Regions from separate parts of the Homo sapiens genome. Here region 2 is linked to region 1. A link is a contact called in ENCODE Hi-C or POLR2A ChIA-PET data. All regions are on one chromosome and are shown on one strand. Each heading gives the region's core, a stretch centred on a gene start or an enhancer-like site at or near the end of the contact. The rest is flanking DNA. Distances are from core to core; before and after follow the strand shown.

The links. Hi-C counts contacts between places; a loop is a spot of excess contacts on that map. ChIA-PET counts read pairs that join two places held with the same protein, here RNA polymerase II (POLR2A). Pooled maps may share reads with other maps.
Region 2: a map of endothelial cell of umbilical vein shows a loop between it and region 1 (6-fold over the local background). The contact joins the enhancer-like site here to the promoter of LALTOP in region 1. A Hi-C loop is called at or near these places in 2 of 168 maps with a recorded cell type or tissue (PC-3 and endothelial cell of umbilical vein) and 2 of 50 pooled maps. POLR2A ChIA-PET finds 5 or more read pairs at or near these places in 5 of 52 experiments (H1, MCF 10A, PC-3 and 1 more).

The regions. Positions count from the first base shown.
Region 1 is chr2:1,624,033-1,627,408 of GRCh38, forward strand. LALTOP (lung cancer associated lncRNA targeting TOP2A) reads right to left here and starts at 1,387. Exons shown (of 7, transcript NR_198949.1): 1 at 1,217-1,387. RefSeq lists an enhancer at 1,223-2,052.
Region 2 is chr2:1,720,109-1,723,875 of GRCh38, forward strand. All of the region lies in intron 1 of PXDN (peroxidasin), which reads right to left. Among named protein-coding and RNA genes, the nearest start is that of PXDN, 23 kb to the right of the region's middle. Within about 2 kb of position 1,268, at least 18 of the 41 ENCODE cell types and tissues checked have a DNase peak (open chromatin) inside an H3K27ac peak, as active enhancers do; they include PC-3 and endothelial cell of umbilical vein, where a contact is called at or near this core.

The DNA of each region.
Region 1 (3,376 bases), core at 137-2,636:
CCCACTCATGCTGACAGCACGACGATGCCCCAGGCAAAGCTCTAGCTACCTCCACACACGAGACCAGGGAGGTATTTATCCACAGGGTCCATAAGACAAACAATTCTGGAGCATCCAGAAGAGCCGTTTTCCCCAGTTACCTTCACAGATGACACAGCCGTGGCCCTCGGACCCCTGAGAGGGTGGGACTTGCTCTTTCTTGGCAGGGAAGGGGTTGACCCTGCCGGGATCTGGGTGCACAACATGGCGACTCTGCCCAACAAGCCGCTGCCGCCCCCGGCAGGTCAGACGGCTGTAACCTTTTTATTTTTTTTCTTTTTACTGACATTTATTTTGTTCAAATAAAATATACTGTTTTCTTTTTTTTTCTTTTTGTTTTGAGACGGAGTCTCCCTCTGTCACAACCTCCTCCTTGTGGGTTCAAGCAATTCTCCCACCTCAGCCTCCAGAGTAGCTGGGGCTACAGGCACAAGCCACCACGCCTGGTTAATTTTTTTTTTTTTTTTGTATTTTTGGTAGAGATGGGGTTTCACCTTATTACCCAGGCTGGTCTCATACTCCCAAGCTCAGGCGATCCTCCAACCTAGGCCTCCCAAAGTGCTGGGATTACAGGCATGAGCCACCGCACCTGGCCAAAAAATTCTTATTAGGTTGACAATTTTATAGCTGAAAATTGAGTCTCAAATAAGTTACATAATTTGTCTGAGCTCAAATAGCAATTAACGGGAATGGAGCTCACCCAAATCTCACGGCTTCAGGTGTACTATTTGCAAAAAATACAAAGACTCTGTGACCATCAGGCTATAAGCAAAGATCTTCACCTCTTAAAAAGTCACGGAGCCGGGCACGGTGGCTCACGGTGGGAGGCCGAGGCAGGCGGATCACCTGAGGTCAGGAGTTCGAGACCAGCCTGGTCCAAATGATGAAACCCCGTCTCTACTAAAAATACAAAAATTAGCCGGGTGTGGTGGTGGGCACCTGTAATCCCAGCTACTCAGGAGGCTGAGGCAGGAAGTCGCTTGAACCTGGGAGGCGGAGCTTGCAGTGAGCAGAGATCGCGCCACCACTGCACTCCAGCCTGGGTGACAGAGAGACTCCATCTCAAAAAAAGAAAAGAAAAGAAAAAAAAAGTCATGGAGCCCCACTACCGAAGTAGGACGGGGACAGAATCAGCCATGATTTCGAGTTAAGGTAAGGATGGTGGAGCAAAGCTCACCTGGGCTGTGCTTGTCCCCAGGACTTTACGTCTAGCAGGGAAGAGAACCGCGCTGGGGGCGGCGGGCAGAGACTCCTGGTGAGTGGTGAAGTCCGGCGCAGGTGCAGGCCTCACGGCTCACGCTGGACGCCTTCCCGGAGATTAGTCACCGTGGATCCGGCTGTGGGCAATGGGGAGCTACGGAGATATTTCAAGCAACAAGGATGAGGGGAGGAGAAGACAGGCTGAGCAAACACAAAGACAGGAAAGGTGTGTTTGGAATGCCTGGGGGAACTCAGTCACTCAGGAAGGAGGGTGCTGGGGAGGGCTGTGCGGCAGTTTCTGGAAGGCTCCCGCTGGGCCCAGGTGCACCGTCTTTTGTAACCACATTCCTGGCCTCTGCAAGGCTTGAGCTATTAGCCACTGGCCTCTAATTGCCAGATGTTCTGGGTCTGATGCGGCTGCTTCTCATCATAACTTCAGCTGCTTCTCATCATAACTTCAGCTGCTTCTCATCATAACTTCGTTGCCTTTACCTTCAGGCAGTGTAGGAAGTCAGGGAAGAGGTCCAGAATCTTCTCTTTTCCCTGCTGCCCGAAAGCATGAGTGAGTCTCTGTGTTTTTCTAAAAGTAATTATGGGATGTGGGGGAGGGTCTCTGAGCCTGAGGGCTCTAGGGGCAAGGCTGTGCTCAAATGACCGGGAAAGGAGAATTCAGCTCCTAGCCTGAGCTAAGCACTTTGATAGGAACATCTCAGGTCATCTGTACAGCAGACTCACAAGGTGGACGGCGTAATTGTCTCTGGTTTACAAAGAAAAAAAAAGATTTGGAAAGGTCACGTGAGTTGGTAAAGGCCACAGAGCTAATAAATTGCAGTCGTTTTATTACAAGCACTCAGGTTCCTAAAATTACACGATTTTGTCTTTCGGATGCGAAGCTTCCAATGAACTCTGCAATTCTATCCGTGTTTCGGATATCAAAGTTTTAATTCAATGTACACGTTGTTGCTCTACATTTGGTAAAATGAAGAGAGTACCCGACTCAAGGTCAGAGGCAGTGGGTTCGAGTCTTGGGTCCAGCAGTTCCTGACTGCAGGGCATGGGAGGCAGGGCACCGAGGAGTTAGAGAGAGGCCGCCGGACACAGCCCAGCCCAGAGCCTTCCCGGCAAGCTCAGGGTCCCGAGTCTCCACAGAGTGTGCGGCCACAACACGGCATCAAACATCCTGCTCCCTTCCCCTACACACCCTGAATCATAAGAAATGATGACCAGTGGTCATTCTCTGAGTTAATTTCTGGTGCAGTAATTTTTAAATAATACAAACATGAATGTTTTCCAGGAACTTCCTCTATAAACAGGTGCATACTAGTCACTCAGCCAGGCTCCAATCCTATGTCCTGATGAGTTTGCTTCTTGAGGACAAAACAACAAGAAAAGCAGTTTGCATGCTGGGAAGGATGCAGACAATTTTAAAAGCATGTGACGATAACATCATAGAGTACTTAACTTAGGGCTTTTTTTTTTTTTTTTTTTTGAGATGGAGTCTCTCTCTGTCACCCAGGCTGGAGTGCAGTGGCACGATCTTGGCTCACTGCAAGCTCCACCTCCTGGGTTCATGCCATTCTCCTGCCTCAGCCTCCCGAGTAGCTGGGACTACAGGTGCCCGCCACCATGCCCGGCTAATTTTTTTGTATATTTAGTAGAGACAGGGTTTCACCGTGTTAGCCAGGATGGTCCACTTACGGCTTTTAATTGTGGGTTAATAATCATTAAGGAGGTATGTTTTTGATAAAACACATTGAAGATAAAATTTTTCCTATAACTTAAGATTATGCTCAAGGTCAGAAAAAAATAATAATAATGAAAATCTGAAGATTTCTATTCCTTCTCTTCCCCAAACCACGGTAATAGAAAAGCCACACCAATTTACTGTCCATGTCTGAACAGTCATTGCAACTGATAAAGGAGTACACAGTGTTTCCTTCCGTCCTCCGCAGCACCAAACCAGTAACCGCAAAGTGATTCCTGAAAACTGTGGTTTCTTGGCGGTATTGTACTAGACCATAAGGGTGACATCCAGAGTTATGATGGAAAAAGGATCACTTTGTTAAGTTAGGGACACGTTCACGACATAATGGGAAGGACAATGGAGATGTTAGGCTTTCAACCTTGGCTTCCGCCC
Region 2 (3,767 bases), core at 18-2,517, 96 kb after region 1:
GGGAGGGATGCAGAGAGAGAGGGAGGGAAGAATGCAGAGAGAGAGAGAGGGAGGGAGGGATGCAGAGAGAGAGAGATGCACAGAGAGAGGGAGGGATGCAGAGAGAGGGAGGGATGCAGAGAGAGAGAGAGGGAGGGAGGGATGCAGAGAGAGAGAGAGAGAGGGAGGGATGCAGAGAGAGAGAGAGGGAGGGAGGGATGCAGAGAGAGAGAGATGCACAGAGAGAGGGAGGGATGCAGAGAGAGGGAGGGATGCAGAGAGAGAGGGAGGGGAGGGATGCAGAGAGAGAGATGCACAGAGAGAGGGAGGGATGCAGAGAGAGAGGTGGGGTTGAAGGTGAGAAGAGAGGCAGAAGGGAGGTGTATTTTAAGGAGCTGGCTGAGATGGTGGTGGCTTGGCAAGTCCAGAGTCTGCAGGGAGTGCCTCGCTCCACGCTTTCTCACACCACCTGCTCCAGACCAGAGCCTGGGGAGGCAGCCGACCACCTTTGCCTCTCAGATACAGCTCTCTCTGCATCTCTTTCTCTCTCTCTGCATCTCTTTCTCTCTCTCTGCATCTCTTTCTCTCTGCATCTCTTTCTCTCTCTCTCTGCATCTCTTTCTCTCTCTCTCTCTCTCACACACACACACACACACACACACACACGTACACATATCCTGTGGTTTCCATTTCTCTGGAGAACCCTGACCAACCCAGTGTTCGCAATGTGTGTCACATGACCTGGTCCTCCCGGACCGCAGCTGGTTGGACCTGGGTGGGCGCCTGACCCAGGACAGCAGTCCTCATGCTGGCCGCTTACTGATGCTACAGCCCCGGGGAAGCATGGTAGCTGCAGCTCCAGTCCAAAAGCCGCCTCTGCTGGTGGAATTCCCTCCTGCTCCGGGGAGGTCAGCCTTTATTCCGTTAAGGCCTTCAACTAACTGGACGAGGTCCACCCACACCACAGAGGACAGTCGGCTCTACTCAAAGTCTCCAGATTTAAATGTTACTGTCCTCTAAAAACCCCTTCACAGAAACATCCAGAATAATGTCTCAGCACATATCTGGGTGCAGTGGCCCAGCCAAGTCGACATAAAATTCAGCATCACAGGCAGGCAGGCAGCGTGGCTGAGGATGGGGCTCCTTCACTTAGAAGGTGCAAATGTGGCAGGCAGCTGAGATGAAGCCAACTTAGAAGTGTCAGAATTCAAACAACTGAACGGGAATAGTTTCAACAACGGTACGGGTTAATTGAGGTGGTTCCTGTTCAGAAAGACCCAGTGTGCTCTTTGAGTTGAGCAAAACAAATGGATGAATCATGTTAATCCCACTGGGCATTCATCCAGGATTCAGCCAACCAGCAGGCAGGAAGCCCCTCTTCACAAACCAAGCCCAGGAAGTAACTGACTCCAGGCTCTAGTGAAACAGATTGAGTTTTGCTTGTTGCTTTTCTAAAAGCCTCAAATTGGCCGGGTGCGGTGGCTCACGCCTGTAATCCCAGCACTTTGGGAGGCCGAGGCGGGCGGATCACGAGGTCAGGAGATCAAGACCATACTGGCTAACACAGTGAAACCCCGTCTCTACTAAAAATTAGCCGGGCTTGGTGGCGAGCGCCTGTAGTCCCAGCTACTTGGGAGACTGAGGCAGGAGAATGGCGTGAACCCAGGAGGTGGAGCTTGCAGTGCCACTGCACTCCAGCCTGGGAGACAGAGAGAGACTCCGTCTCAAAATAAATAAATAAATAAATAAAAGCCTCAAATCAGGCTGTGCTTTAATGACCTCCACTGAGGAAATGAATCATAAAATGGAATCAAGAAATATTTATACCAAATAGTTACTAAGAGACTCAAAGGGGATCTAACCTAGGGGAATTCCCACATACACATCACTTGTTAGGAAGGCGAGAAAGGCAAGCCAAGCTGATGAGTGAATGAGGAAACGCTTTTTAAAGTGCTAAATAAGACAGTTTTATAAATGAGAAAATACCACAAGACAGAGTTAAGCGAGAAATAATGAACCCGAGAGGTGTTGACAATGGATGGGCTGAAGATGAACTATCAGGAAGTTTCTGAGCGAGCGGACACAAAATAGAACATGTAAGAAGAATAAAATTAAGCCAAAGCAGTCCCTCTTGAAAGCTCTCCACGTGGACGTCTTCACTTTACCTCAGGTTATTCCGGTCAGCAGCCAGCATGGCCGTTCCCTCACCCCAGGACTGTGATGCTGACGCAGTCTCCTCTCTCGGCACTGAGTCCTCAGAGTCCTGGTGGCTTGGCAGTCCCTCTCCCATGAGAAATTGAGAACAGGAGAATCTCAACGCAGAATCCATTGCGTGCAATGCATGGGTTATCCCAGCATCCAGATTCTAGCTGGCTGTGATCCTCAGAAGAACTGGGAACATATTCACCCAAATCATTTTCTTTGGAGCTTTATTTTCTCAATAACCAGTTGAAAAAGACTGCTAGACACAGAACTCTGAGGAACTTCCCAGCAAAGGAGGCTTCTCTAACCTCCCCTCAAAAAATATAAGAAAGTTGTATTTTAAAATCAGTGCATTCTGAACTTAGGAGAAAAGAGGTGTGCGTCTACAGGTGGGGCTCCTTCCACAGCTATCTCCTTCTCTATAACCCTCTAGCTAGGCTTCCAACACTATTCTTAAAATATGGGAGGGGGGTACGAGGAAGCAGGGACAGGGCTGTGGCTCCAGGGGCACAGTGTTGCAGGGCACGGTGTGCCTCACAGCCTGACCCCTTCTGGACCACAAGCACCTGACAGCCTGCTGCTGTCACCACTGTGGGACACTTCACAGTGATTCCAGTAGTGAGGGATGGATGGATGGGTGAATGGGTGGGTAGCTAGATGGAGAGATGTATGTGTGGATGGATGGATGCACGCATCATGGATGGATAGATAGGTGGGTGATTATGGATGAATGGACAGATGGATGGACTAATGAATGGACAGATGAATGAATGGATTAATGGATGGATGGATGAATAGATGGATGAGTGGTTATGGATGAATGGACAGATGGACTAATGAATGGATACATTGATGGATGGCTGACTGGAAAATGGATGAGTAGTTATGGATGAATGGACAGATGGATGAATGAATTAATGAATGGAAGAAAGAATAGATGGATGAGTGGTTATGAATCAATGAACAGATAGATGGACTAATGAATGGAAAGGTGAATGAATGAATGCATTAATGGATGGATAGCTGGAGGGATGGATGATGAATAAATGGATGTGTGGTTATGGATGAATGGAAAGATGGATAAACTAATGAATGAATAGATGAATGAATGTATTAATGGGTGGGTGGATGACTGGATAAATAGATGGATGAGTGGTTATGGATGAATGGACAGATGGATGAACTAATAAATGGGCAGATGGATGAATGAGTAAATTAATGGATAGATAGAAGAATAGATGGTTGAGTTGTTATGGATGAATGGACAGATGGATGGACTAATGAACGGATGGATGGATGGATTAATGGATGGATAAATGGATAGGTGGTTATGGATGGACAGACAGATGGACTAATAAATGAATAGATGGATGAATGAATGGATTAATGGATGGATGGATGGATGGATGGATGAATGGATGGATGAAAGGGGGGTTATGGATGGATGGGTAAACGTGAATGGATAGGGTGACATGGGCACTGATCCAGGAAAATTATACAATGAAAAAAACATGCACAAGAAAACAAATGTTCAAGACTAACATCAGCCGCCTGTTGCCATGCCAATACAAACATCCCACGTTTGA